Regions from separate parts of the Homo sapiens genome. Here region 1 is linked to region 2. A link is an interaction called in ENCODE POLR2A ChIA-PET data of the cell type or tissue named here. Cell type or tissue: Caco-2. All regions are shown on one strand. Links, peaks and the distances in the headings refer to the core of each region. The heading gives the core; the rest is flanking DNA. Region 1 overlaps MED16 (mediator complex subunit 16). Region 2 holds the start of MISP (mitotic spindle positioning).

The links. ChIA-PET counts read pairs that join two places held together with the same protein. Peaks named below come from ENCODE experiments on the same cell type or tissue, not always from the same donor. Only the 100,000 strongest peaks of a DNase experiment are listed, where the experiment ranks them.
Region 1: POLR2A ChIA-PET joins it to region 2 with 12 read pairs; 4 of 35 experiments call an interaction of 5 or more read pairs at or near these places.

The regions. Positions count from the first base shown.
Region 1 is chr19:881,902-890,631 of GRCh38, forward strand. MED16 (mediator complex subunit 16) reads right to left here. Exons shown (of 16, transcript NM_005481.3): 3 at 8,236-8,343; 4 at 7,737-7,906; 5 at 3,869-4,300; 6 at 3,002-3,107. Among named protein-coding and RNA genes, the nearest start is that of MED16, 6.9 kb to the right of the region's middle. RefSeq lists enhancers at 3,443-3,943, 3,944-4,444. In Caco-2, for the core only: no CTCF peak of the experiment used is centred there; a DNase peak (open chromatin) is centred at 2,020.
Region 2 is chr19:748,199-756,970 of GRCh38, forward strand. PALM (paralemmin) reads left to right here. Exons shown (of 9, transcript NM_002579.3): 9 at 1-131. It overlaps MISP (mitotic spindle positioning), which reads left to right and starts at 2,914. Exons shown (of 5, transcript NM_173481.4): 1 at 2,914-2,973; 2 at 8,692-8,772. The coding sequence starts at 8,749. In Caco-2, for the core only: no CTCF peak of the experiment used is centred there; DNase peaks (open chromatin) are centred at 2,943, 3,693, 4,643 and 5,253; H3K4me3 peaks cover 2,076 bases.

The DNA.
Region 1 (8,730 bases), core at 696-8,695, 130 kb after region 2:
GGTTCCAGGATGGGCACGTGACCCAAGGTGGGCCCTGGGATTTCATGGAAACCTGTGGGCCGGCACCATCTCACCCCCGATGGGGCAGACAGTGGGGAGACGGCGCCACCTCAGACCTGCAGCCATGCAAACCCTAACACTCGCTCGGCCTTAGCCAGCTCAGCCGGGATTCCCATCCCTCCTCATCTACAATTCCAATAAAGCCATGCGGGATGGTCGCACCCACAGATCCGCTGCCTGACAGCCCCTGCGTGAAGACGCAGCTCCTCCCAACAGGGCAGAGACTTCTGGGAATCTCAGGCCAAGCCTTAGCAAATGTGACATGGCCGGGCACAGCAGCTCACATCTGCCACCCCAAGACTTTGGGAAGCCAACGCCAGAGGATGGCTTGAGTCCAGGAGTTCAAGACCAGCCTGGACAACACAGCAAGACCCCATTCTCTACAAAAAAAACACAGTAAACATTAGCTGTGTGTGGTGGTGATGCACGCCTGCACACGCCTGTAGTCCCAGCTACTCAGGAGGCTGAGGTAGGATTGCTCGAGCCCAGGAAGATGAGGCTGCAGTGAGCCAAGATCACGCCACTGCACTCCAGCCTGGGCAACACAGCAAGAGCCTAGCTCAAAAACAAAAAACAAAAACAGTGGCCCAGAGAGCACGTGTGGGGGGTCCTGCTGTGGCTGCATGTGGGACACGGAGGGCAGCTGGAGCCGGCCTGCTGGAGCATGTGCGGCCAGTGGACAGGCCACGCCACCTCGGCTGCTAACCGCAGACACGTGGGAACCAGGAGAGCGCAGCTGAGGCAGCCACAGAAACAGAAACAGTGCAGGGCTGCTGGCCTGAGCTGCTCAGTTTGGGGCTGGCTTGTTACTCGGCTGAAGCTGACTACCACGCAGCTGCTCTGTGCCACCCGCATCATGAGGTCTCTGCCCCGGACGGGCCATCACGGTCACAGAGCCTTGACCTCCTGCAAACCCGTATAGGGGTCCTGTGAGCAGCATTCCCTGGGGGGAAACAGGCCCAGAGAGTGGCTGAGACGCCCAGAGGGCACACAGTGGTCAGGGGTGGCTGGCCCTCATGGAATTGAGCCTCTCATAGGAAAGACAGGAAACTCAACGCCCCAGCGCCGGGGGAGGCAGCTGCCATGACGACCACACCCCCAGCTAGTGGCCAGGGTACCCTCACAGCACGATTTACATCCCCTCCTCCATCCAACTGACGGCTGCGGTCAGCATTCCTAAATGAGGGGGGACTTGAGGCAGGGAGAAGCTAAGCTGCTAAGTGGGGATGTGGGGCAGTGGGTGAAGAGCTGGGCATGGTAGGAACCGAAGCCTGGCATGGTGGGCACGTGGGGCGGTGCGTGAAGAGCTGGGCATGGCGGGGACCGAAGCCTGGCATGGTGGGCACGTGGGGCGGTGGGTGAAGAGCTGGGCATGGCGGGGACCGAAGCCTGGCACGGTGGGCACGTGGGGTGGTGGGTGAAGAGCTGGGCATGGCGGGGACCGAAGCCTGGCACGGTGGGCACGTGGGGCGGTGCGTGAAGAGCTGGGCATGGCGGGGACCAAAGCCTGGCATGGTGGGCACGTGGGGCGGTAGGGGGAGAGATGGGGGAGAGATGGGTGCGGTGGGGACTGTCCCAGTGACCCCCAGCTGCCAGGGATGTGAGACCTGAGAAAGGCTGTGGCATGTGTGTGAGACGTGGCTCTCGGGCGGGTAACAGCTGGGCCAGCAGGTGAGGACGGCTGCAGGAGACGAGGAGGAGTGTCGGAGCCCAGGACTGCCCAGTGGCTTGGCTGTGGGCAGATGGTAGACACAGACGTGCCCAGCGGGGGCACCGGGCAGTGAAGGTGCAGGTCTGTGCAGCCACACGGGGTGGCGCCAGGTGCTGCTGCAGGAGCCAGCGCAGCCCAAACTGCCTGGTGACTCACCACGAGGCCCAGGGGAAGGAATGAGGCCCAACAAGGCCCTGGGGACCGGGCGAAGGAACGAGCCCTGGGAGAAGGAATGGCAGCAGCCCTCTTCACCTGCCTGGTGACTCACTACAAGCCCTGGGGGAAGGAATGGCAGTGGCCCTCTTCACCTTTACTGCCTCTGCGGCCACAATGGGCAGTTGACATAACCACCTGCAGGCCCCGGGAGCCATCGGGGCCTCTTGACACGTGCTCATTAGTGGCTTCTGAGGAGCGCCTGCCCCACCTGCCCCACGTGCCCCCACGTCTGGCCACTCCAGGGTCCATTAGCGCTAATCGGCAAATGCCTGTGCTCTCATCTACCGGGAAAACATCTCCCTTCTCCAGAGCGGAGGCCAGCCTAAAAACCAGGCCCGCAGCCTCCGAGGCTCTGAAAACCAAGCGGCTGTTCTGGTCCCCGGTCATAGCAGGCGGGCGTCCCTGCTTCGCTCCAGCCCCAGGATTTTGTGCCGGAGGTGGGGATGACGGGCTTGGCTCCGTGGGTGCGGGGGGCCCATCGGGCGGATAGAGATGGGAATGGGGGCCCCAGAAGAGGCTGCTGGAGAGGTGGGGTGGGGTGGGGGGCGTGTTCTCAGCAGCCTCAGCTGACCCGCTGAGCCTTGGCTTCCTCTCCCTGAACCAGGTTCCGGAGGATTCCGTGCACCGCCCCTGCCCGGTCTGGCCTGTCCCCTGCTGCCCGACGGCCCCACCCACAGACCCACGCTCCACAGCCGCCCACACGCCTGCAGCCCCTCACGGTGTCCCCGCTGGCTGAGCAACGACACCTCTCAGCCTCGGCCTCGCACAGAATGGTGGCAGCCGCCGCAGCGGGCGTGGAAGGATGGAGGAGTCTATACGCCTAACACACTCAGAATGCTGGCAGGCGCGCGGTCACACCCGAGATCCTAGCACTACTGGAGATCGAGGCGAGACGATCGCTTAGGGCCGGGGTTCAGGACCACCCTGGGTGACACAGCAAGACCTGCCTCCAAAATAAAAACCAACCGCCCCCGAGGGCAGGCCCAGGGCCTCCGCAGCCGGCGGGAGACTCACCCACGGGGGAGATCTGCTGGAAGATGTTGTTCACGGGGAGTCCCTCCTTGCGCAGGGACCAGCACTCCACGATGCTGCTGGTCTGGCTGGACGCGCACAAAAGCACCTGCGGGGGAGGTGGGGGTGAGGGCTGACCCGGCACTGCTGTGGTGGCCACGCCACCACCGGAGCCTGAGCTGCGGGACCCTGGGGCCACGCACTGCTGGGCCTGTCTCTTCAGCCACGCCTGCCCCTCGGGCCCTCCTGGATTCCAGCCCAGGCCTGTCCCCAGAGCCCAACATCCACTCACAGGAACGCAAATGTCCCCGGATGGTGCCCTCCCACAGGGACAGCAAAGGGACACAGGGAACCAAGTCAGGGGCTTCAAGGAGTTTGGGGCGTTACTGATTCCTAATTACAACAGGAATCCAGGCGACCTGGTGTGGTCGGCTCAACAGTGGCCCCCAGAACATCCCATCCTCAGCCCTAGGACCGGTGGCTGGGCCGCCTCTCACAGAGAAGGGACCTGCGGGTGGGATTCGGTTCGGGACACTGAGACGGGAGAGCACGTTGGGGGGGGTCCGGGGGCCCCAGTGTCCTCACAGGGTCCTCAGGAGAGAATGTGGGAGGTTGAGATTCAGAGACAGGAAGAGGCTGCGCTGTGGCCACGAAGCGGGAGGAAGGCGCCCCGAACCGAGGGATTGGGCGCCTCCAGATGCTGGGAAAGGCAGAAAATGGGTTCTCCCCTGGAGCCCCCGGGAGGGACCGGCCCTGCCCACACCACGGTTTAGCCCGTGGAGGCCCGCGCGGGTCTCCACCCCCAGGACCCTGAGAAGCAGTGCTTCATTCCAAGCCTGCCAGCCCACGTGATGGCCTGCGCCCGTTCACCTGCTCCGACATGTCCCGGGCCAGGAACTTGAGGTGGGTGATGGCGGGAAACTTGTCCTTGCGGTTGAGGTCGGTGGTGCAGCGCATGAACAGGGAGGGCAGGATCTCCGTGTCGATACGGCACTTCTCGCTCACCACGCTCACGCACACCTTGTAGAACTGCACGGGCGACGCGCTGCTGCCGTCCGCCGTGGCCACCACGATGTTGCCGCCGCCGGTGAAGGCGATGTCGGCCAGGGCCACGCGGCCGCGCAGCCGGCACAGGCTCTCGGTGGACGTCAGCACCTGCCCGCTGGGCTTCAGCAGGGACACGGTGACCAGGCCGCTGACCGTCACCGCGATCCAGCCCTCCATGGGCTTGCCGCCGAACAGCGTGAGCGACGGTGAGAACTTGACTCGGGAGAACTTCTCCCCGAAGCTGGAGGCGCCCGACTGTGGAGAAGGGAGGGAGGGAGGAGGGGCCGCTCAGGCTCATGGGGGCTGCCCCATGACCCCCAGAAACACGCGCACAGAAGAACCACGCAGAAGCCAGGAGTGTGTGCACCTGGGTTCAGATCCTGACTCGGCCACCTGAGCCGTGTGGGATGTGATCCCCTCTGACCCTCCGTCTCCTCATCTGTAAGGTGGAAGGAACGGCACCTTTGCTTTAGAGGACAGTGGGGAGGATTAAACGGGTGAACGTGTGCGCAACGGGAGTCACCTCCCCTTTCTGTAAAGGGACAGACAGCAGCATGCTCGGTTCTGGGAGCCAGGTGGTCCCTGTTGCAACGACTTGGCTCTGGCTCTGCCGTGGCGGCACACAGGCAGCTGGTGCCAATGAGCCACACTCACAAACCCAGGCGGGGGCCGTCAGGCCCTGGGCCGCACTGTGCAGACCTGAGCTATAGCACTCAGGAAGTGCTGTGTAAGCACCAGCGGCTGCTGCGGGCACTATTTGATTTCAAATCAAATTTGTCAAGTCATTATTGACATACGGAAACATCCACCCTTCTTTCAACGTGAGTCTTTTAAAAGATGGGGTCTTGGCTGCGCACGGTGGCTCTCGCCTATAATCCCAGCACTTTGGGGGGCTGAGGCAGGTGGATCCCCTGAGGTCAGCAGTTCAAGACCAGCCTGGCCAACACAGTAAAAGCCTGTTGCTAATAAAAAATACAAAAAAATTAGCCGGGCATGGTAGCGGGTGCCTATAATCCCAGCTACTCAGGAGGCTGAGGCAGGAGAATTGCTGGAATCCAGGAGGTGGTGATTGCAGTGAGCCGAGATCACACCATTACACTCTGGCCTGGGCAACGAGAGCAAAACTTTGTCTCAAAAACAAAAAAAAAAAGAACAAGAAAAATGTCTCTACGTTGTGAAAAAATGCGAGGAAGAGAAGTGTATCATACGTATCGTACGGCTCCATTCTAAGTTACAAGTTAAAAAAAAACACTTCTTATAGCAAGAAGCAGGTCCAGAAGTCCAGGAAGCAAGCCAGGCCTGGTGGTGAGGGGTTGCCATGGCGACGACTCATCTGGTGTCCACACCACACGTCTGTGTGGGTCGCAGGCTGGCATGTCTGAGACTATGTTAAAGGAGCACATGTGCCTTTTATTAATGTAATTAAAAAACAAAAATTTGGCCGGACGCGGTGGCTCACGCCTGTAATCTCAGCACTTTGGGAGGCCGAGGCGGGCAGATCTCAAGGTCAGGAGTTCGACACCATCCTGGCCAAGATAGTGAAACCCCGTCTCTACTAAAAATACAAAAATTAGCCGGGCGCGGTGGTGCGTGCCTGTAATTCCAGCTACTCGGGAGGCTGAGGCAGGAGAATCACTTGAACCTGGGAGGTGGAAGTTTCAGTGAGCCGAGATCGCACCACTGCACTCCAGCCCGGTTGACAGAACAAGACTCTGTCTCAAAAAAAATGTATTTGGTTATTTTAAAAAGCGAGGCTCTGACTCAGGCCACAGCGGGGATGCACCTTGAGGACATCACGCTCAGTAAGAGATGCCAGACACAGAAGGCTACGCAGTGTGTGATCCTGTTTCTATGAATGTCCAGGACAGGCAGATCCAGAGAGACAACTGGGTCTCGGGGGCTGGGGTGGGGGATGGATCAGGGTGATGCAGGATGGGGACTGGGTTTCCTTTTCGGGTGATGAGAAGGGACTGAAGCTGGGCACAGTGACTCACGCCTGTCATCCCAGCACTTTGGGAGGCCAAGACAGGCAGATCACCTGAGGTTAGGAGTTCGAGACCACCCTGACCAACATGGAGAAACCCGGTCCCTACTAAAAATACAAAAAAGCAGCCGGGCGTGGTGGCGGGCGCCTGTAATCCCAGCTATTCAGGAGGCTGAGGCAGTAGAATCGCTTGAGCCCGGGAGGGAGAGGCTGCAGTGAGCCGAGATCGCGCCACTACACTCCAGCCTGGGCAACAGAGCAAGACCCTGTCTCAAAAAACAAACAAACAAACAAAAAAGATAAAGGTCTGGCCGGGCTCGTTGGCTCACACCTCTAATCCCAGCACTTTGGGAGGCTGAGGCAGACGGATCACCTGAGGTGAGAAGTTCGAGACCAGCCTGGCCAACATGGTGAAACCCCGTCTCTACTAAAAAATTACAAAAATTAGCCAGGTGTGGTGGTGGGTGCCTGTAATCCCAGCTACTCAGGAAGCTGAGGCAGGAGAATCGCTTGAACCCAGGAGGCAGAGGTTGCTGTGAGCCAAGATCGCATCACTGCACTCCAGCCTGGGGGATAGAGCGAGACTCTGTCTCCAAAAAAAAAAAAAAAAAAAGATAAAGGTCTGAGGTTAGCTATGGTGGTGGCCGCACAACATGGCGAGTGTATACGAAACCTCTGGACCGTGTGGGCTGCACACTCTCAATGGGTGAGTTCTAAGGTCTGTGAACTCCATCCCGACAAAACTGTTACCAAAAACAGGAAATACAGACAAACGGGGACCGCAGGGTGGGGAGTGCACCCCGGAGGGCCCCCGTGGCACGAAGCCGGTGCTGCGTGTACTGCGGCAATGCGCCGACAATGGCAGTCCCTGGGGAGGGACTCACGAAGGGACGAGAGAAAAGATCTTGTCCACTGCATCCCTCCAGGAAGGCCTCCTAGTTCCTGCGAGAGCCCCAGCACAAGCAGACGCACAGAGGCACGAAGCTGGGGTGGCTGTGAGGCCTTTGCCACGAACATCCCCGAGACCCTGCCGTCAGTGAGGAAACTGACACACAGAGGTGAGGAGTCAGAGCCTGAACCCAGGTGCCCCCCCAACCCTGGCCACGCCTACTCTTAACTGTCCCCCCCAACCCTGGCCACGCCTACTCTTAACTGTCCCCAACCCTGGCCACGCCTACTTCTTAACTGTCCCCAACCCTGGCCACGCCTACTCTTAACTGTCCCCCCCAACCCTGGCCACGCCTATCTTAACTGTCCCCCCCAACCCTGGCCACGCCTACTCTTACCTGTGGGGCCGAATCACAGGGAGCATAGAGAGGGGCTCTGGGATGTTACTAAATCAGAGGGTGGGCTGCATTCAGAAGACAGCAGCCACCAGTTATACATGCAGCTACCTAAGGACAGTAGCCTCCAGTGAAAGAGATAACTCACTAAGAACGGCCACCCTCAGTTAAATGAGGGGCCACTGAACACGCAGGTGCCAATGACAGCCAGACTGCAGGTGGGGGCCAAGTGAACAGCCACCCTCAGTTAAATGAGAGGCCACTGAACACACAGGTGCTAATGACAGCCGGACTGCAGGTGGGAGCCAAGTGCAAGGTCCAAAAAACCAGGGGATGCTGGTGATGGAGAGGAGAGGGGCTGGCGGGTGGCTGGGTAGGGTGACATCTCATCTGCCTCATCCGCTCACTCGGGCAGGACACTCACCTTCTCCACGTGCAGGGCCAGTTTCACACCATTGTGCAGCCAGGACAGGGCCACAATGGGGTCCCCCTCCACTAGGCTGCCCACTGAGCTCTCCCAGCTATTAGCCAGGTGGTCCGCCATGCTCCAGCACTTGATCTGCCCGTCGGCATCTGCTGACAGGAGCCGGGAGCCTGAGGGCAAGAAGCCATCATTGCGAACCTTCCAGGGATGGGCAGAGCACTGCGTTGCAGGACGGCACAGCGCCTGGGGGAAGCCAGCCCAGTGGAGAGGTCTCGGCCCAGGTAGGGCACAGCAGGTGGCACAAGGCGCACTCCAGAGATGCCCTGAGACACCCTGAACAAGAATGATTCGGGCCACTATGGAAAGAGCAGCAGGTGCAAAGCTGCAGACCAGGGGCTCTAGACCCAGCGCCGGACTCCAGACTGACCGGAGAAACACAGGGCCCCCCTGCTCCGGGATCCGGGTCGCCACCCCTGGCCACGTGGGACCAGCGCCTCACCTGACTGGTCCCACTCCAGGCAGGTGATGGCCTCGTGGTGCTCTGAGGGGATCGAGTGCAGGTCCCAGGGGTGCTCCGTGTCCAGGATGTGGATCATGCGGGTCAGGTCTGTGGGGACGGGGCATGGTCAGCACGGCCTGGCACCACAGCCTGCAGACGATGACGATGACTCCAGGCAGGCTCCAGGTAAGCCGGTGTGTGTCCCACCCCAGGAAGGTCACAGAACTGCTGTCAGCCGAGTCGACAGCTCAGGGAACAGGCTGTCCCCCCGCAGGAACAGAGCAGGCCTGTGAGGCGCCACAACTGTGTCTTTAAAACCAGATTAGAAGAAAATGACTCCGAAATGTGAACAGTGGGAGCCTCTCCACAGCAGATAATAGGTGGCTTTTTTGCACCCCGATTTGATTCCAATTTTCTGTGGTTTTCTAGTTTTCTCTAATGACCACGTATTATGAGTGCCTATTACTCAAACAATGGAGAGAAGACGGGCACAGC
Region 2 (8,772 bases), core at 1-8,000:
CCTGAGTCCCTCGAGCCGCGAGCCTTCGCTGAAGTGCCCTTGCTATAACCCCCTCTGCTTCTGGTGTGTGACGAGGCCCCCGATGTTCTTGATTTTCCCAGAGAAGCAAATAAACAGCGTGAACAGCCCCAGTTCCTGGAGTTCTTGCCTTTCAACCTGGCGAGGAAGGCGTGGCCAGGCCAGGGGGTGGGGCCTGCCGGCCTTTGAGCCATTAAAGGGAGGCTGAGCAGGGTTGCGGTGTGCTGGCTTCACCTGCCTGCACCCGCTCACCCTGAGCGCCTTGGGGTGGTGGGAGGCGCTGGAATCCCCACTGTGCAGGTAAGGCCTGGCTGTAAGGGGCTGCTGTGGGGGGGCAGGACTGGCTTCCCGGGGGGCCCTCGGGTTCTGCGGCCGCCCCGTCCTGTCCTTTGTTCCTCCCTTTGCTGGGCTCACAGCCCCTGGGTGATGACAGAGGGTCCCCTGGACACCCACAAGCTCTGTAGAGAAGCCGGCCCCTGGGAAATACACAGGAGGCCTGGGGAGGAGGTGTCTGTAGAGACCAGTGTCATGCTCACGGGAAGGTGCTGCCCCGCCAGCCCCACTCTCTCACGCTGTAGTCTTGGAGAAGTCGCTGCCTCCTCTGGGCCTCAGTTTTCCCATCTGTAAAATAAGCCTTCGTGGCCGGGCACGGTGTTTCACACCTGCAATCCTAGTACTTTGGGAGGCCGAGGTGGGCGGATCACAAGGTCAAGAGATCGATACCATCCTGGCCAACATACTGAAACCCTGTCTCTACTAAAAATACAAAAACTTAGCCGGGCGTGGTGGCTCACGCCTGTAATCCTAGCTATTCAGGAGGCTGAGGCAGGAGAATCGCTTGAACCTGGGAGGCGGAGGCTGCAGTGAGCTGAGATCGTGCCACTGCACTCCAACCTGGGCGACAGAGCGAGACTCTGTCTCAAATAAAATAAAATAGGCCTTCGGAGCCCTGAGTGGGAGGCCAGCCTCAGCCTGGGCGTGGGACGTCTCCACAGTGCCCCCAGCTCATGGGCGATCCAGCCTCCACCCTGCTGGGGCCTCAGTTTTCCCCGATGAGGTGGTGAGTGTGGTGGAGAGCACTGCTGAGGGAACTCAGGTTCCAATTCCAGCCTAAACCCCCGCCATTCCTGAGGCGCGATTTTAAGCTTTCCGTACCTCCGTTTCCCTATCTACAAGCCAGGGAGAAAAGGACGTGAAGGGGGTGGCGGGAGGCGGCGGTGGGAGGCGCCGTGAGGCCGCGCACCCTGAGCTTTCACACACCCAGCAGCGTTAGGTGCCACGCTGTCCTTTGGGGGCCCTTTATCCAGATTTGTCCTTAAACACCCCCATCTTGGCCAGGCGCCGTGGCTCGCGCCTGTAATCCCAGCACTTTGGGAGGCTGAGGCGGGGGCATCACCTGAGGTCAGGAGTTCGAGACCAGCCTGGCTAACGTGGCAAAACCCTGTCTCTACTAAAAATACAAAAATAGCTGGGCGTGGTGGCTCATGCCAGTAATCCCAGCTACTAGGGAAGCTGAGGCAGGAGAATTGCTTGAACAGGGGAGGTTGCCGTGAGCCGAGATCGTGCCACTGCACTCCAGCCTGGGTGACAAGAGCGAGACTCCGTCTCAAAAAAAAAACACAAAAAAAGCACCCCCCTCCTGAGCAGCCCTGCTGGATTCGTAGCTGGGGGCCTTTTTACTCGAAGAAGAGACTGAGGTTCAGAGGGGCTCCACAAGCAGCCCCTCTGGCGTAGGTCAGGACAGAGCCCCAGCCTGGGGAACTGAAGTCCCTGCCCCCTCAGCTGTGTTCCCTGCCCTCATAGACGGCGCTAGGCCCAGTGGCCCGACTTCCCCACAGATGCTGGGCTCCCCACAGTCCCAGCAAGGCCTCTGCACCTTGACTAAGAATCCAGGAGGACCATGGGCGCCTGAGGGCCTCTGCGTCCCCATCTCTCGGGGTGGCCTGGGTCTTTTGACGGCCTCGTGCGGTTCTTTTTTTTTTTTTTTTTTTTTTTTTTTTGAGTTGGAGTTTTGCTCTTGTCGCCCAGGCTGGAGTGCAGTGGTGTGATCTCGGCTCACTGCAACCTCCAACTCCTGGGTTCAAGTGATTCTTCTGCCTCAGCCTCCCAAGTAGCTGGGATTATAATAGCGTGCCACCATACCCCGCTAAATTTTGTATTTTTAGTAGAGACGGGGTTTCGCCATGTTGGCCAGGCTGGTCTCGAACTCCTGGCCTCAAGTGATCCGCCCGCCTCGGCCTCCCAAAGTGCTGGGATTACAGGTGTGAGCCACCAAGTCCGGCCCCCTCGTATGGGTTTTTATGTGGATGGGGCCTAGGGAATTCCTCCCAGCAGCCCTGAGGGAGCCCGGGCGTGATGTTCCCCCACGTCCCGGAGGAGAAAACAGGGCTAAGAGAGGTCAGGTGGGATCAGAACCCAGGCCACACCAAACCCCCCCGAGTCTGCCAAACCTGGTTTATGCAAGAAGGGGGCCATCTAGGGGAGTTGCCCCAAGGGGTGGGCTGGGCCAGAAGGCACGGACGGGATTGGGACTCAGCCCCTCCGGCCCCCCAGGAGACACAGGCCACTGTGCACGCTGAGCTGCTGTGTGGCCCTGGACACCTGCTGACCCTCTCTGAGCGGTGCTGAGAGGCGGTGGGAGGGCCAGGCAGCCAAGGGAGGTTTCGGCTGAGTTCTGGCTCCTCGGGGCCACCTGGAGGCCCTGGGGGTGGAGGGGCAGCCGGCAGCGGGCACGGTGCCCGCCCTTGCCCAGCCTGGTATCCTCTTTCTCCCTCCTCCTCCTCTGGACTTTGTTTCCTGATCCCAGGTGGGGCTGGGGGGAGGGGGCACACCTGCCTCCCCTGGGTGGGGCCTCTGTTCCCTGGCAACCTGGCGGGCAGGGCGGAGCTGGGAGGCCTCTGTGCCCATCGAGGAGTCAGAGTGGAGGCTGCAGACTGTGGAGCCGGGAGCCGGCAGGTGAGGCTGGGGGCGCCCCGGGCCGGGCCGGGCGGGGATCCTGTGTGGGGCGGTTGGATCCACATTTGGCGTGGGAGCGTCATGTGTCTGTGGGCGGGGTCTGCTTGCCTGGCGGCACTTGGGATCCAGGGAGGCCCCCTGCCCCACCCCGTCACCCTCGGAGCCTCCCTGAGGCACCTTTCCCTCTGCCCCCGCTAGGTACTCTGGGGCCTCAAGGGCACCCACTGGGAGAGCAGAGAGGCCCTTGTCCCTGAACTCTGCTGGGGCTTTTGAACCCCAAATCCCAGAGCCCTCCAAGGGAGGGGCCGGGTTGGCACCCCCATGGTCAGAGGCCAGAGGGGCCCCTCCATGGTTCTGGGAATTCCAGAGGCTTCTGGAGAGATGCTTATCCGTCCCACCAGGCCCCTGACTGGGAGGCTCTGGGCAGTAAACACCCCCGTGGGGCTGGGGGCTGGTTTGGGGACACGGAGGAGGGGTGGCTGAGTACAGGCGGAAGGAGTCTCAGGCCGGGGCTGGGGACTTGGCCTGGGTCCTCGGGTGGGGGTGAGGTGGTAGCCTGGGATCCCGGGCAGCCAGCAGGGACTCGGCCCAGCGTCTGCCGGTGGAGCTCCGCCCAGGAGCCCAAGGAGCTGAGATGACTCAAGGGTGACTGCAACCCTGAGGGATGGGAAAAAGGAACGGGGCCCTCCCTTCTGCATGGCCTCCTTGTCTGAGTCTCGGCCCCACAAGGGAACCTTTGCCCCTCACATAGAGCCAACTGGCTGATGAGGAAGGAGGTGTGGCACCAGGGTCCATAAACCCAGTTTCATTCTGGTATCAACAGAGTTCAGGGTGAGGCTGGGAGGAGCAACCCAGGGGGCTTCCTGTAGGAGGGGGTGATTTGGAGCAAAGTCTGAAAACTGGCTTCAGACACTTGCTCTGTCATCGCTGTGTGACCTCAGATGAGCAGGTTCTCCTCTCTGGGTCCCAGCTCCCTCTCTCGAAAACCGGAGTCGAAAACGGTTCCAAGGTGTTGCAGGAAGAGTCTCAGGACGCCGAGGTCCTTAGCCACCGCCGGGCCTTGCAGGGGCCATCTTCCGTCCTGGGGCTCTTCCCCCGAGGGCAGCGCCGCTGCCCAAGAATGCCGGCCATGAGAGCCGCCGTGGATCCAGGGGTTTTTTTGGCCGACACAGTGAAACCCCATCTCTACTAAAAATACAAAACTTAGCCGGGCGTGGTGGCGGGCGCCTGTAGTCCCAGCTACTTGGGAGGCTGAGGCAGGAGAATGGTGTGAATCCGGGAGGCAGAGGTTGCAGTGAATGGAGATCGCGCCACTGCACTCCAGCCTGGGCGACAGAGGGAGACTCTATCTCAAAAAAAAAAGCGGGGGGCGGGGGTGGGCACTGAGGCACAGGCAGCAGGGGAGGGGGCCCAGTGGCCTTGAACCCAAGAGCTGGACCCCAGGCCCCACCCGCTGGCTTCAGTGAATCACTGGGGAGGAATGAGCAGAGGAGGATGCGTGCCTTCATCCCCACCCAACCCCGACCCCACTGGGAGACCCGGCACCTGCTCGAGGCTGGGCGGACAGCTCCCTTTCTCCCGGAGTTGACGTCTGATGTGGGTTATAAATCCCGCTGTGTAAACGTCTGTCCACTCACTGGGCAAACATTCCTACACCCGCCCTCCCCGGGGAGCTCCAGGGTGCAGGGCGTGGACCTGCCCAGCCCTTCAGGGCCAGAAGGCACGGTGGAGCCGGTCTGCATTCCGCAATGAGCCCGACCCCCACGTCTGAGCAGCTGGGATGAGTGGTGTTTGCCCAGCCAGTATTTATTAGGCGCCTGCTGTATACCAGACTCTGGGCTGCAGGAAGGGTGCTGACCTGTGGCCACAGCAGGCGAGAGCGAGGCCTGGGCTGACGGTTTCGGGTGGGAGAAGGCAAGGCCTTCCGTGAGCTGGGCAGGCGGCGTCCACGGAGGAGGAGGCCTCGGGTCAGGGGAGCCATCTGTGCGTCACGCTTTGGGAGGAAGCTCAGCTGTTTGTGTGGGATTTATTCACCAATGCCGCCTGGTTTTCAATGTTTCCCCTATTTTAGTTTCTGACATTTGATACGCGCGGAAGATTGCATGACACATTGCGTGTAGTTTCAACACGGCTCCCCACGGTCTCTCCACTTTATGCTGTTTGATGCCACTTTCCAGTTCAGAGAGGGGCTAAGTTTTTCTTTTTTTTTCTTTTTTTCTTTTTTTTTTTTTTTGAGGCGGAGTCTAGCTCTGTCACCAGGCTGGAGTGCAATGGTGCGATCTCAGCTCCCTGCAAGCTCCACCTCCCGGGTTCACAGCATTCTCCTGCCTCAGCCTCCTGAGTAGCTGGGACTACAGGCGCCCGCCAGCACACCCGGTTAATTTTTTTTGTATTTTTAGTAGAGATGGGGTTTCACCATTTTAGCCAGGATGGTCTCGATCTCCTGACCTCGTGATCCGCCAAAGTGCTGGGATTACAGGTGTGAGCCACTGTGCCTGGCCGACCCTGTCTGTTTAAAAACAAAAAAAAATGCTGCTGGTTGGTGTAAAGGCAGCAGATCTAAATAATAGCCTTGGTGGCCCGGGAGCGACAGTCCTGCTTTGTGGGGGTTTGTTTTTCTTTTGAGACAGGGTCTTTCTCTGTCACCCAGGCTGGAGTGCAATGGCACAATCTCAGCTCACCGCAACCTCCACCTCACAGGTTCAAGTGATTCTCCCACCTCAGCCTCCCAAGTAGCTGGGATTACAGGCCTGAGCCCCTGTGCCCAGCCGACAGTGCTTTTTTTAGGAGTCAGGAGCTCAAGCTTTTGAGATCCCTGTGTCTTCAGGTGAGGCTTCCTTTCCTCAACTATGAAAGATGATGTCTGCTGGACACGGTGGCTCACGCCTGTAATCCCTGCACTTTGGGAGGCCGAGGCAGGCGGATCACCTGAAGTCAGGAGTTCAAGACCAGCCTGGCCAACATGGTGAAACCCGTCTCTACTAACAATACAAAAATTAGCCGGGTGTCCTGGCTGGGCGCGGTGGCTCACGCCTGTAATCCCAACACTTTGGGAGGCCGAGGCGGGAGGATCACGAGGTCAGGAGATCAAGACCATCCTGGCTAATATGGTGAAACCCCGTCTCTACTAAAAATACAAAAAATTAGCCAGGCGTGGTGGCGGGCGCCCGTAGTCCCAGCTCTAGGGAGGCTGAGGCAGGAGAATGGCGTGAACCTGGGAGGCAGAGCTTGCAGGGAGCCGAGATCGCGCCACTGCACTCCAGCCTGGGCGACAGAGTGAGACTCCGCCTCAAAAAAAAGAAAAAATTAGCCGGGTGTGGGGGCGGGTGCCCGTAGTCCCAGCTACTCAGGAGGCTGAGGCAGGAGAATTGCTTGAACCCGGGAGGTGGAGATTGCAGTGAGCTGAGATCACGCTACCGCAGTCCAGCCTGTGCATCGCAGCGAGACTCTGTCTCAAAACAAAAGACAATACCTAAGACGGGTGCTGGGTACAAGGCCTGACATGAAGGAGGTGTTCAGATGATGGCTCTGGGGGAGGGGCAATCTGGGTTACTTCCTGGAGGAGGTGTCCATGGGCTTCAGCAGAGGAAGCCGTGGAGAAGCAGAAACAGGCAGCCTCGAGACAGAGAGAGCTGCAGGTAGAGGAGGAGGGCGAGGTTTGGGGTGGAGGAAGAGGGCCTGGTTTGGGGTGGAAGAGGAGGGTCTGGTTTGGGTTGGAGGAAGAGGGCCTGGTTTGGGTGGAAGAGGAGGGTCTGGTTTGGGTGGAAGAGGAGGGTCTGGTTTGGGGTGGAAGAGGAGGGCCTGGCTTGGGGTGGAGGAAGAGGGCCTGGTTTGGGGTGGAAGAGGAGGGCCTGGTTTGGGGTGGAAGAGGAGGGTCTGGTTTGGGGTAGAAGAGGAGGGCCTGGCTTGGGGTGGAGGTGCCCACAGAAATTGGGGTTTCGTGCTAAGGCCAGGAGCAGGGTGTGAGAACTGTGCCCTGCAGATGCCAGGAGCCACAGAAGCGATGCGAGCAGGTGTGTGACCTCCGGGAAGGCTCCTGGAACTGAGCCCAGCAGCAACCTGGACCCTTGGGAGAGGGCGAGAGCCGGAAGGCACTGGGTCAGGGTGTCACCCGCTCGCTCCACGGCCCCACCTGGGCCCAGCGGGACAAGGTCCACGGTGTTCCTTTGCCCATCCTGGCTTTATGGCGACAAGGCCCAGGCGGGGATGTTGTCTCAGATGGGACGAGGTGTCCAGCTGGGCAGGGCAGGGTGGAGAACCAGGATGTGGGAGCCGGGAAACTGGAGTTGCTGTCAGTCCTTCTCTCTGGGCCTCAGTTTCTCCATTTGACATCCCTTAGCAAGGGGCCATCTGTAATTGTCAGATGGAAAAATCCCACACCAGGAGTCTCAGAGTGAGCTCAGGGTGGAAAGGCTCAGTGCACAGGAGACACAGATAAATATGGTGCGGCCAAGGAAGGCTTCAGAGATCAAGGCTGAGGCCAGGCGCGGTGGCTCACGCCTGTAATTCCAGCACTTTGGGAGGCCGAGGCGGGCAGATCACCTGAGCTCAGGAGTTCGAGACCAACCTGGCCAACATGGTGAGACCTCGTCTCTACTAAAAATACAAAAAATTAGCCGGACTTGGGAGGTTAGCGCCTGTAATCCCAGCTACTCAGGAGGCTGAGGCACGAGAATTGCTTGAACCTGGAAGCAGAGGTTGCAGTGAGCTGACATTGTGCCACTGCACTCCAGGCTGGGCAACAGAGCGAGACTCCATCTCAAAAAAAAAAAAATCAAGGCTGAGCTGGACTCCACAGGGCAGGTGTGTGTGTCTGGGAGATAAGGTGGGCAGGGCACCCTGATTTTATTGGGCTGCAAATGTTAGAAACATATAATGCGAGTTGTTGGGGTAGTAACCGGGACATTCAGAGATTCAGGTATGGTTGGAATCAGGGAGCTTAAAAGTTTTCAGGATGCTTTGCTGGTGTTGGGGTTGCTGTCAAGCAAGCTGTACCCACTGGGGGCATTTACGTCCCCAGCAATTCACTATCTCATTCCATCAGCCTAACAAGACCAGCGGGAAGAGGGTCCCATCTTCTGCATTAATTGTAAAGTCCCAGGGTCTCATGTCATTGGCTAGACTGGGTCACATGCTCATCTCTGAACCAATTACAGAGGCCAGAGGGTGAAATGCTCTCACTGGCTGGACTAGGTCACTTACCCATCTTTGAACCAATCACAGAGGCCAGTGGGTGGGATGCTCTGATTGATCAGGATGAGTCACTTACCCATCCCTGAACCAATCACAGAGGCCAGAGAATGGGCTACTCTGACTGGCCAGGCTGGGCCATTTACTCATCCTTGAACCAATCACAGAGGCCAGAAGGTGGGATGCTCTGATTGGCCAGGCTGAGTTACTTACCTATCCCTTAGCCAATCACAGAGATTAGACAATGGGCTGCTCTGAGTGGCTGTACTGTGTCACGCACCCCTAAACCAATCACAGAGGTTAGAGAATGGGATGCACTGATTGGCTGGACTGTCACTTACGCACCCCTAAACCAATCACAGAGGTTAGAGAATGGGCTGCTCTGAGTGGCTGGACTGTGTCACTTACCCATCCCTAAACCAATCACAAAGGCCATTTGATGGACCCTTTGCCCTTTGGGGGACTGGAGGCTGTTCCTCTCCCTAGGTGCTCTGACTTGATGGCCCTCATTTCCTTCTCCTCCCTCAGTAAGCCCAGAGGTCTCCACCCCACGGGAGGAAGGCTGAGGCCAAGACCCCGGAAGAGATGGACCGCGTGACCAGATACCCC